Regions from separate parts of the Homo sapiens genome. Here all the other regions are linked to region 1. The links are chromatin contacts, found by Hi-C or POLR2A ChIA-PET in ENCODE. All regions are on one chromosome and are shown on one strand. The core of a region is the stretch at or near the end of the contact, and the rest is flanking DNA. Distances in the headings are between cores, read along the strand shown. Region 1 holds the start of SSX2IP (SSX family member 2 interacting protein). Region 2 holds the start of SYDE2 (synapse defective Rho GTPase homolog 2). Region 3 holds the start of DNAI3 (dynein axonemal intermediate chain 3).

The links. A loop is a pair of places that touch in the nucleus more often than their neighbours do. ChIA-PET counts read pairs that join two places held with the same protein, here RNA polymerase II (POLR2A). Pooled maps may share reads with other maps.
Region 2: a loop to region 1 is called in a map of CD8-positive, alpha-beta T cell, with 5 times the contacts of the local background. The contact joins the promoter of SYDE2 here to the promoter of SSX2IP in region 1. A Hi-C loop is called at or near these places in 3 of 168 maps with a recorded cell type or tissue (CD4-positive, alpha-beta memory T cell, CD8-positive, alpha-beta T cell and naive thymus-derived CD4-positive, alpha-beta T cell), 2 of 37 single-sample maps with no recorded cell type and 15 of 50 pooled maps. POLR2A ChIA-PET finds 5 or more read pairs at or near these places in 2 of 52 experiments (Caco-2 and H1).
Region 3: a map of naive thymus-derived CD4-positive, alpha-beta T cell shows a loop between it and region 1 (4-fold over the local background). The contact joins the promoter of DNAI3 here to the promoter of SSX2IP in region 1. A Hi-C loop is called at or near these places in 1 of 168 maps with a recorded cell type or tissue (naive thymus-derived CD4-positive, alpha-beta T cell) and 8 of 50 pooled maps. POLR2A ChIA-PET finds 5 or more read pairs at or near these places in 1 of 52 experiments (Panc1).

The regions. Positions count from the first base shown.
Region 1 is chr1:84,688,487-84,692,273 of GRCh38, reverse strand. It overlaps SSX2IP (SSX family member 2 interacting protein), which reads left to right and starts at 1,813. Exons shown (of 14, transcript NM_001166293.2): 1 at 1,813-1,903. RefSeq lists a silencer at 1,602-2,361.
Region 2 is chr1:85,198,813-85,202,599 of GRCh38, reverse strand. SYDE2 (synapse defective Rho GTPase homolog 2) reads left to right here and starts at 1,584. Exons shown (of 7, transcript NM_032184.2): 1 at 1,584-2,348. The coding sequence starts at 1,604. LOC124904207 (a long non-coding RNA gene) reads left to right here and starts at 2,358. Exons shown (of 2, transcript XR_007066199.1): 1 at 2,358-2,449; 2 at 2,561-3,787. RefSeq lists a silencer at 696-1,845 and an enhancer at 1,858-2,469.
Region 3 is chr1:85,060,501-85,064,287 of GRCh38, reverse strand. DNAI3 (dynein axonemal intermediate chain 3) reads right to left here and starts at 1,961. Exons shown (of 23, transcript NM_145172.5): 1 at 1,802-1,961. RefSeq lists an enhancer at 1,826-2,326.

The DNA.
Region 1 (3,787 bases), core at 564-3,063:
AAGAGGTTTAGACCAGTGGTTTTCAAAGATCTGCTGAACCTTGGGGCGGCAAGTTTCCAAGACCCTTCCAGGGAGTCTGCAAAGTCAAAACTATTTTTGTTATAATACTAAGATATTATTTGCCTTTTTCCCTCTCATTATGAGTGCACAGTAGAGTTTTCCAGACGCTACCTGAAATAGCACAACAGATCGAATGCACAAACAGATATGAAAATCCAAATGCCTTCTATTAAGCAAGACATTAAAGATATGGGCAAAATTTTAAAGTAACACCATTCTTTTAACTAATTTTTTGAAAATAGTTATTTTTAATTAAAATGCGCTATTTGACATTTTTATTTTTATTCATTATTATTTTAAAAAATAGCAATTTTTAAATTTCTGTTTTAATATTAATAGCTGTAACCAACATAAAGAAAAGTTCTTGGGGCTCTCAATAATTTTACAAGTGGAAAGCGGTCTTGAGACCAAAAGATTGAGACCGCTGGTTTATTCAGGCAGATCTTATTCCTTTCCCGGGGTTGCTGAGGTCAGAGCTAAACTTCCCAGAGCTCAACTAAGCTTGGTTCAAACCTTTTAAAAATGTAACTGTTAATGGTAACGCCACCTGGGCTCAACAGCAGCTAGACGGGCCTCTGATTGCTTGGCCAAAGGAAAAGAGGAGGATTTCGTTGGGCCCTGAAGTTGTCACCGTGGCGTGCTTCTTCTGGCCCTGATCTTTCATCCAGGATTGGGGATACGTGCATGCAAACTGGGAGGTGGACATTCCTCCCGCTCTTGTTTTTCAGTGTTAGCATCTTCACTCATACTGTTTTGGTTTCAAAGTGCTCTCAGGAGTCTCCTTAAAACACCAAACCTGTTTTTCGCCTTTTGAATAAATCCCTTGGCTTCACCAAAACTAAACAAAACAAAAATCAAAGAACATCTTTGTGTAACCTATATGCCTGTGATTTCTCCATCTGATCTCCTTTCTCTGGCCTCTTTTCTTTTCTTCCCCAGTGAATTTTAGGCTGCCATGAAACCAGGGAGGAGACAGCCTGACCCTGGCCACGGGTGCAGCAGGCATACATTTTCATCGCACATACTTTGTCGAGTGGGTGTAAGACATTTTTGCATAAACTGAGTTCACGAATGCTATTTCTTAGTCTTTCCTTTGCCCGCGGTCTTCTGCCCAGATCCATTTCTTCGCCCTAATTTTACATATAACTTTCTCCCGGCTGGATTGTTTGCATCCACGACTCCCGACGCTTGAACCTCCCGTTCCTTGGACCTGACCTAATTCTAGGTGCCCGCAGTTTATTTCTCCACTTTGGCAAACGCACGTGGCTCTCCTGGAAGCTTCACTTTTGCTGCTAGGCTGGGTGTTGGGGTTCAGTGGGGCTCGGAAAACGTGCTCTAAAGTAGCCACGACCCCGGTCCCTGCAGAGTCCCGGCCCCCACAGAGCCCCGGCCCCGGACGCTGCAGGCGTCAGAAGGGGGCGGGGAGCAGAAAACGGCCGGGTGAATCACTGGGCGTAACAGGTGCCGCAGCCGCAGCTGCGCCCGCAGCGCGCGCGGACCGCAGGGATAAGGTCTTCTTTTTCTCCGGGTTTTTTTGGAGGTAAGGAGGAGACTACCGAGGCCCCCACCCGACCAATGCAGGCCACGGTTGTTCATCGCCTAGCAACTGGCGGAGCCAATGGGAGGCGGCGGGGCCTGCGGCGCCGGCGCGCGGGGGCGGGGTGGGAACCTCGGAAACCTGCGGAGGCCGGGAGGCGGCTGCAAGGGGCGGGGAAGGCGGGAGCCCGCAGCGGAGGAGGGGCCGCGGGCGGGAGGCGCTGCGAGGCGCTGCTGGCCCTCGGGCTGCGGGAGCCGGGCTAGGACGCCGAGCGGTGACTCCCCGCCGCTCCCGGGGGCCGTGACGGTGAGCAGCAGCGCCTCGCGTCGGGGATTGTGACGCGCCCCGCCAGGGAGGGGCGGGCGGGGGTGGGCGCCGGCAAGGGGCGGGCGCGCGCGGAGGTGAGAGCCGGCACCTGGCTCAGCGCCCCGTTGTTCGGCGGGAGGCTCCGCGCGGCTGTTGGGGCCGTTGCAGGGTGCGGGCGAGCGTCGACCCGGGCCGCTCCTGGAGGAGGAGGTGGGAGGTAGGTGCTGGCCCCGGGACCGCTCTCGCTGGCGTTCGCGGAGCTGCGCCTGCGGAGCGCTCTGACCCGGGGAGCCCCAAACCCTCTCTGGGATGGAGCAAGGTTGGCGCCCGGCGTTGGGGGACGAGCAGCGCGGGGACGTGGGGGAGGAGGGGATGGCCGATTTGGGGCTGCAGAGTCTCAGCAGCGGCCGTGGGGCATGCGGGGTTTGGCGATTTGCTAGTGCAGCCGCAAGAGGCAGTCTTTAAAACGAGTTATTGGGTGGCCGCTGCAGTGGAAGAGAACCCCGATAGTGGTCTAGTAAAAAGTCTAGGGGAAGAATTTACATCATCCAAGAGGCAGGCATGTGTGAAAATACTTTGGTTTATAATTTTATCATGAAAATACTTTGGTTTAGAATTTTATAGTCAACGACAGTAAACTGAATTGTGAGCTCCCTGCACATTTTTTGAGCCTATGCTGATTGCCCAGTTAGGCATATCGCTTGGGCCCAGGACATAGAATATACTAATTTGCTGTCTGCACGTATAATGTAGGAATTTTTAGATTATTACCCAGTTTCAGGACCCATAGTTGTAAATGCCAAACTGCGATTACTAGCAACGCTGATAAAGTTCTTGAATCTGAGAGAATTGAGATTTCTCTTTTCTGGACGCTGTAATAGGTTGAGGATTAGAAAAGAAGGTGATTTAGAAGTGTAAGGGTGGAGGCTTCTTGAACTTCCTGGGCTTTCTAACAATTCAGATTAGAGTCAAGGTGTAGAGTTAGCTGTGGGTGATGGATGTCATGGACCTTTTCATGGTTCATGGGGGTTTGGCTTACTGTGGGGTAGAAGAAAATTCTGGTGATCCTACAGTTTGATCCTGAACTAGAAAGGTTGGTATGAGTTGACTCATTTAGGAGAGTGAATAAAATTTGTAAAGAATTAGAAATTTGGAGAGGAAAGAAATGCCTTTAAAGTTCACGTCAAGCTATTTTGAAATTTAGAAGTTAGAGGTAGATTTATGAATTTGGATCCAGTCGGCAAAACTTGATCCATCAGATCTCTTATCCTAAAACTATCAACCTACAGGCTTAGGAAGCTTAGGTTATTCATTCACACTAAACAAGTAAGGAAAGCTAATAGCTAATTTAACACTCTGTTCTGCCTGCTGTTAATGAAGGTTTCTCAAACAAAACGGTTCTTTGAGAAGAGGGTTAGGAACTGATAATTAAAACGAAGGCTCTTTTAGTGACTGGCTGAACCTCTTAGGCCAAGTCATTTTGTACTCTTCCTTCCCTTCTCTTTCCCCAACTGTACAGGGAAGATAAAAAGCTCATGGATTACGTAACATGGGTGAGGCAGCTTGAAGATAACTGTGAAGACTTAGTTATTCTAGGATGAAATGTGGAGATCTCATAACACATTGTGCCTTGTGACAAGACTTGTTAAAGCACATTATGTTCTAAACATAATGAGGCAGATATATGAGAAAACTAAAATGTTACGCTGAAATTGTTTGCTAAAGACCTCAAGTCCAGCACAGTGTCCAATTGTATACTTGGGATCTCCTAGTACTTGACAGTCTGCTTTTTGGCCAAAGCAGGCCGTGACACCGGTTTTATAAAGTAGGCGTTTGAGTGCCTTTTATGTAGTATACCCCTAGAGAAATTAGGTGCATGAAAAG
Region 2 (3,787 bases), core at 335-2,834, 510 kb before region 1:
AACCTGGAATTTAACGTTTTTGGGAGACAGCCGGTATTTCTAGATTACACTGTGTCTCAACTTCAATTCAATTGCTTCTCAACTCACTATTTAAATTAAAATGAAGTGTTAACTTTTTTATATTAGAAAGCTGCAAACCTGTATGATAATCTTGTAGGTAGGGTGATGAGGGACATAATATTTGTGGCTCCATTTTACAAGTTTTGGCTGATGTAATAATTTTGTTAGCATGCATTAACTGAAATAAAGAAGGAAAAACAGACTTAAAAGAGACATCGGTGGGTGGGTTTTGTTTTGTTTTTGATAAAAGAACTCTTATAGAAAAGGAATCGCTGCAAATTTCTTTTAGCTAGCTAGCTCTCTGGGCGATTAAAATGATTGATACATTTCTAGAACACATGCACCGAGATACACCTGCACTCGTACTTTGTCCGTCAAAACAATCTTTGTTTTCTCTCAAGCTAGGACTTGCTGTGCCTAAGACACACCTCGTGCAGCGGTGGCGGTGAAGGTGCTGGGGTGACAGCCAGGAGGGCACTTTCCCTTTCTCGGGCTCCCTAACCAAAACTTTGCAGCCACCAGCCCAAACTCACGTTCCTGCTCGTTCTTCTTTCCCCTGCCTCAACTCTCCCCGCACCCTTCGCGCTCTGTGCGCCCACCCCTGCTTCCGTCGGTCAGCTTCAGCCGACCTACTACTCAACCTACCGGCCCGCGCCCTCCGCCTCCACCTGCACCACTCGCCCACCCCGAGAACCCACCTCTGCCGCCCCCGGCCCGCGCGCCCCGTCGCGGCCCGGGGCTCCGGGGCATGCGCGTTGCGGCGCCACCGCCCTCCCCCACGCCTTCCCGCGGCAGAGTTATGCCAAGTATGTGAGGAGCCGGCGAGGGCCAGCGCCGGTCATGGGGAGCCGCCGCCGCCTCCGCCTCCGCCTCCGCGAGCGCGGTTTTCTCCCCAGCGGGGCTCCGACCTCTCCCCCTGGCGGGGGTGAGCCTCGCGGCTAAGGCAGAGGGGATGGCGGACCCTCTGAGGAGGACGCTGTCCAGGCTCCGGGGAAGGCGGGGTCCCCGCGGCACCGGGGGGCTAGGGCTCCGGGCGGCAGCCGCAGCTGCGGTGGCGGCCTCTTCGGCAGCCGCGGGAGACGCCTGGGGTGCCGCAGACACCCTCCCACGTGAGCACGCCGGGGGACACGGGCGGAGCCTACAGCAGCCCTCGCCGTCACCTGAGGCGTGGGGTCCCGGGGCGCGGGTCCCCGGAGGGCACCCGGAGCAGTTGGGGGCGCTCGGGCCTCGGCCGCGCGGCGGGCAGGAGGCCGCCCCCCAGAGCCATGGGCTCGCTCACGCCCCTCCGCACTCCCCGGAGGGCTCCGAGGACAGCGGAGAGGAGGAGGAAGACGACAAGGACGAAGACGACTACGACGCCGACTACTACGAAAACCTGCCCGGCGGCTCGCAGTCTGCGCCCGAGCCTGAGGGGGCGGAGGCGGAACGGCGTCCCCCGCCTCCCCCAGCGGCGGGCTCCTCCCTGGGGGCGGAGGGCGGCCGCCTGGAGACAGGCAGGCTGCGGACCCAGTTGCGAGAGGCCTATTATCTGCTGATCCAGGCCATGCACGACCTGCCCCCTGACTCGGGCGCGCGGCGGGGCGGCAGGGGCTTGGCGGATCACAGCTTCCCCGCGGGAGCCCGGGCTCCGGGCCAGCCGCCTTCCCGCGGCGCCGCGTACCGCCGAGCCTGCCCCCGGGACGGGGAGCGGGGAGGCGGCGGACGCCCTCGGCAGCAGGTGTCCCCGCCCCGGTCGCCTCAGAGGGAGCCGCGGGGAGGCCAGCTGCGGACTCCTCGGATGCGGCCGTCCTGCAGCAGAAGCCTCGAGAGCCTCCGGGTGGGTGCCAAGCCGCCTCCCTTCCAGCGGTGGCCGAGCGACAGCTGGATCAGGTGCGGCGCGCACCGGGACTGGGACGAGCCCCCGCCACGTGGAGGCAGGATGGACGGCTGGAGTGGGGACCGCGCCCGGGCGGCTGCACCCACCGGCCTCCAGCCTCCAGGCTGCAAGGACCACGGCTGCTCCTCGGGAAGCCCTTTCAGGGATCCAGCGGGGTCCTCTGTGATACGCAGTGGCAAAGGAGACCGCCAGGAAGGCCCCTCCTTCCTCAGGCCGCCGGCAGTGACAGTCAAGAAGCTGCAGAAGTGGATGTACAAAGGGCGTCTGCTGTCCCTGGGAATGAAGGGTCGTGCCCGTGGGACGGCTCCCAAAGTCACAGGAACGCAGGCAGCCTCCCCAAATGTGGGCGCTTTGAAAGTGCGTGAAAACCGTGTCCTGTCGGTGCCTCCAGACCAAAGAATTACGCTGACAGGTAGGATACTTTGCGATGAAAATGCTAGCACCGCGAGCCTTACTGTTTACCGACTGGGCTTCTGTCTTAAGAGCCAAGAAAAAGTTATGTTTTTGCGACAGGTACGTTACCGGGCGAAAGTAAGTGTCATGTAAGTGGCAGCTTAAAGTAATTTCGGGGTTACTTAATGTAATGCATTTACTCGTTTTGCTTTTTTTTTTCTTTTTAATCAGACAATGGCATGAAGAATTGAGGTTGTGATTTCTTCTCGAAAAACCAGTGTGTCTATTCCCTAAGTATTACCTAAAGGAGTAAAGGTTAAGTATAACACACTTTTAGTAGGTTTACAGATGGGCGGCACTGTCTTGATTTTTATTCTTTGTAGCTCTAGGCAAATCCGTAGACTTTTGTGGAGTTTGTAAATTTGAATTTGATTCAAGGTAGATTTTATAGGCTTCATAAACTGTCATTTTACTCATTACAACTTTTTTTTTTTGCCTCTCCCAGGCACGCACACACATGCATACATACACACAACCAAAAACCCAAACAAATCAAACAAAAAAAACCCTACCATAAGTAGAATTTTTTAGTCAGGTAGTATTTCACATACACCATCTCTCCACCTGCCTCCCCCCGACAAAGAAACCTCAACAAAGTAATCTTTTTATTGTGAAAAATCAAGGACACTAACATTTTAATCAAAAGAAAAATGTTCCTCAGGTAGTTTTGTTTTTAAAGCAGTCATTTGCAAACTTAAATCCTATTTATAAGAGAAGTAAATTAGTTTTTTAAAAAGTATATTGATCCTTATAATAGGATTAAGCTCCCTATTTTGTATGTGCATGATTTTTAACTATCACTGAAGGTTTAGGTTATCAATTCTAGAAACCAGTCAATTATGTTGTAAATATCAAAATATCTTTCCTGAAAGGAGTATAATATCTTCAAAGTGAGCCAAAACAACATGGTCTTTTGAATACTCTTACATATAAAAATTTTTAGTGATCATAAAGACTTATAAGTCAGGAATAATTTGGAAAACATTAAATCCTGAAATGTAAAAGGTATTCACAGTACTTGGCGGTTTCTCTGGTAGTAATTATAAATCCTACAGGACTGGATTTATACACATTAACTTTGTTTAACCAATAAACACACAACAGTGGGGAGAAACAAAGTTCACAAAACTTCTTATCAAACAATGAAGACAAATCAAATGATTCATTCAAAGTGTGTGCCAACTTGCAAAGTTTTTTCCTGTCTATACGGCTCTAATACACACCTGTCAAATTTTATTCTCAAGGTTAAATATTCCATTTCACTTGAACAAAAGGATAATAGAATGTAAATTCTTTGTTGAGAGGTGTACTTTATACTAAGTTCATATTAAACATGCATTTCCAGGAGTAATTTGTAATCATTTATTATATTTTATTGCCACAATATTTTTACCTCCC
Region 3 (3,787 bases), core at 712-3,211, 370 kb before region 1:
AATATCTTCTGAATTCCAAGCCCTTCTCTCCCACAGCCTCCTCTGGTTCAGGTCTTTAACATGTCCTCCAAAACTGGAGCTCCAACCCTGTTTTGTGCCATGAACCTTTGGCAGCCTGGTGAAGCCCATGCATCAAATAAAAACATGGGATTACAAAGAAGACAGATTATATGGAAATATAGTTATTAAAATATTTTTTAAATTATGATAAAATAATTTGTACTTTATTAACACGTTAAATAACAAAATCTAGCTGTGGTTCTAATAACTACCTTAATTGTGAGGTAATGATGAGTATAAATAATATATTTACAATCTCTTTAATGTAATATGAAAAGAGTTACTAACAAAGTCACAGGCCTGTGAGTACTACTGTGGTTTGTTACCAATTGAATACATTTCAATTGGTGGTTAGTGAAAATAAATATGTAATTAAAAAAATCCACAGATTCTCCTCCCTGAATCCTCTGCCCTAGATCATGGACACTTAACTGGCCTCTCTGCCTCTGTTCTAACCAGAACAACTACTCAAGAGGCCAACCTCAGAGCTCTCCAAAAATGCATCTCTTATCAAGTCTCTTCCCTGTATAATGACTTTTTATGGGTCCCTATCATTCACAGTAGCATTCTCTTCCAGATTGTAGAAATGGAGCTCATTTGAAATGCAAATTTCCTGGACCTCCTTTGATTTTGCTGGTCTGGGTTGAGCCTGGGACTCCGCATTTTTAAAAGCATTGTGAGACAGTCTTGCACTGGTGGTCTATACACCAGATTTTGCAAAACAAAATAGAGTCTGAACTCACATAAGTATGGCCTTCAGTACTTTCACAGTGTGCCTCACTGCGTCAACCTTTCCAGTTCTATTCCAGCCTCACACGGTTTCCATTCATTCCCAAACAGTCGAGGACTTTCCCACCTCCCTCTCTGGAGAATCCCCTTCCCTCCCACCCCTCCTGCTGCTCCTGGTCCACACCATGCAGGCATCTCTCTGCTTGCTTCAATCTTTCTCATCATTCAAGGCAATTATGAACTTTTCCCCCAAAGCCGAAAGCCTCCCTGACTTCCTCACTCAGGCTGAAACAATCTTGTTCTCCCTGACACTTTCCAGTCATACTATGTGTAATTACTTATGTCAGGCCTCTGCAAAGGCAGAGGGCTTCAAACTCTGAGCTTCCTAAAAGATTGCTGTGAATTCATTTAGCATTCACCATACACAAGAAGAAGGAGAAAGTATTGCGCAGCAATTAGGTACTGGGTAAACTAGTCACTAGGGGAATAAGACAATGTCCTTACTTTCAAAGAGTTTGTGTTCCCTGTTCATCTTCCTCACTGTTTATCTACTCTAGCCCTTTCTAAACAGTCCTGAAGTAATCTATTTCAGCCCACATTAATCTTTTATTGTTTGACCCCCGCCCCTAGACGGATAATCAGAATCATGCTGTTTTGGCATTCATTCATTCATTCATTCATTCATTCATTCATTAACTGACTCATTCATGGTTTATTGAGTTCCTACTATGTACTAGGCAATATGATAGTCACTGGGTATATATAACATGGGAACAAGACAGTACATGCCCTTAAAGTTCTTAGAGTGTCGTTAACTGCTCTCTCGTTGCTATTTTTGTTTCCCTCACGAGGCTGGAAGCTCTTTGAAAGCAGGGAAAGACTTGTGTTTTTTGTAGTCTTCACTGCCACTAGCCTAGCACATTGCTGACACAGCGAGTGTTCAAATACCCTTGAAAGAGTGAGTAAAATACTTGTTTTCCAAGCCGCCTTTCCCATTCAGAGCTTCTCTTACCTGATACTGCTGATCTGAAAGAAAAGGAGCCTCTTTGCAGTGCCCTCAGGAAAAGCTCCTTCGAGAGCTGGAGGTGGGAGTTTGACTCTCCTCTCTCAGAAAAAGAAATCGCAAGGGCACAAACCGCAGCAACTCTGCCGACTGTTGCCAGGACGCATCTGTCGCTAAGAGAAAAGAGGCGAGTCCTCTGCGAGACTGACAGAGCATCTCTACCAATACAGTGTCCGCTCCCTAACAGTATCTTTCAAAGCAGACTTGTGATTGGTTGCCACTATGTGACGTCACTCAACGCGAACCGGGTGAGGCCAGCAGCTTTCCACTACCAAGGAAAGAGTTTTGTGTCTTAAGTATATTAATGACAGTGGCCCGGCCTGACCCCAGGTCTAACAGGCTCGGTCCATGCCTCACACCCACCGCAATCTCAGCCAGAGAAGAATCTTTCTGGGGTGTGGACCCTAGGAACCAGGAGAGAAAATGTTAAGGAGGCTGCCCGCTCAGAATCCTTTCGGGCAGCTTTCCTGCCCACCCCCTGCAGCGAGCTGGGCCCTCCTAGGGAGTGGAGAGGAAGCTGCGCCCCACTGGTTGTCGTGGGCGCCCCAGAACCCTAATGGGTTACATTTCCTTCTTGCCAGAATAACTTTTGTTTAGAATTTGACTCAAGCTGTAAATATGAGTCTCCGGGGAAGAAACTTGAATCCGTGAGTAACCCAAGGTTCATTTTATCTGTGATTAGGAGTCCGGTGGGATTCATACAGTGACGCTCAACTCTCTGAACACTGTTCTCCTCCTTTCCCTTAAAAAATAATTATAACTGTCTAATTTGTAAAGTGGCAGAATTTAATAAAGTAATGTAATTGACTGCTGTAATTGGTGTAAATAAATTTTCACACCTAATTTAAATAAAATCTTTAATTGAGAAAAGGCTGATCATTTATAACATATGAGAGTTCAGGGGGCTGCTGCGGTGGCTCATGCCTGTAATCCCAGCACTTTGGGAGGCTGAGGAAGGCAGATCACGAGGTCAGGAGATCGAGACTATCCTGGCTAACACGGTGAAACCCCGTCTCTACTAAAAATACAAAAAAATTAGCCAGGCGTGGTGGCGTGCACCTGTAAGTCCCAGCGACTCAGAAGGCTGAGGCAGGAGAATCGCTTGAACCTGGGAGCCAAGATCGCACCACTGCACTCCAGCCTGGGCGACAGAGCGAGGGTCCGTCTTAAAAAATAATAATAATAATAACTTCCTAATTTGTAAACTGGCAGAATTTAATAAAGCAATGTAATTGACTTCTGTAATTGGTCTAAATTAATTTTTACACCCAATTTAAATAAAATCTTTAATTGAGAAGAGGCTAATCATTTATAACATATGAGACTTTAAGGATCCTGAATGAAGATTTTTACGTTATGTGCAGAAAGATTATATAGATTCTTTCAAATTTCTGAAGAATTTGTGTTCACAAAATTCAAATGAATTTTACAATACAAATTATGAAGGAAAAAAACTAAAAAAGAGGTATTATCTAAACATTCTGACAACTTTTTTCCAGCTTGTCCACTCCCAGGAAGTGGAAGATTCGTTTTCCCCTGGGCTCAGTCTTGAGTCTTCTTTTGTCACTCTTCGCACTCTCCTGGTGGCGTCGGCATCATATATTCCCCTTAGCTTCAGCCATCACCACTAAACACACTGGACTTCCATTTCTACATTCTCAGCCTAACATATCTCTTAAATTCCATACCTGAATTTCCTCTAGCTACTGGACATTTCCAACTACCTGTGTAGTTCAGTTCATGTTGTTTAATAGATGCTAAATAAAGATTAAATGTAGTGAATGAATGAATGACCATAGCACCACAACTTAGCAGAGCCAAAGTCAACTCATTATCTTTCAGAAACTTTTTTTCCTTCTTTATTTTCTACCCTAGGTAATAGTATCATTGTCCATCAGTTGCAAAACGAAATCTGAAAGTCATCCTTGACTCCTC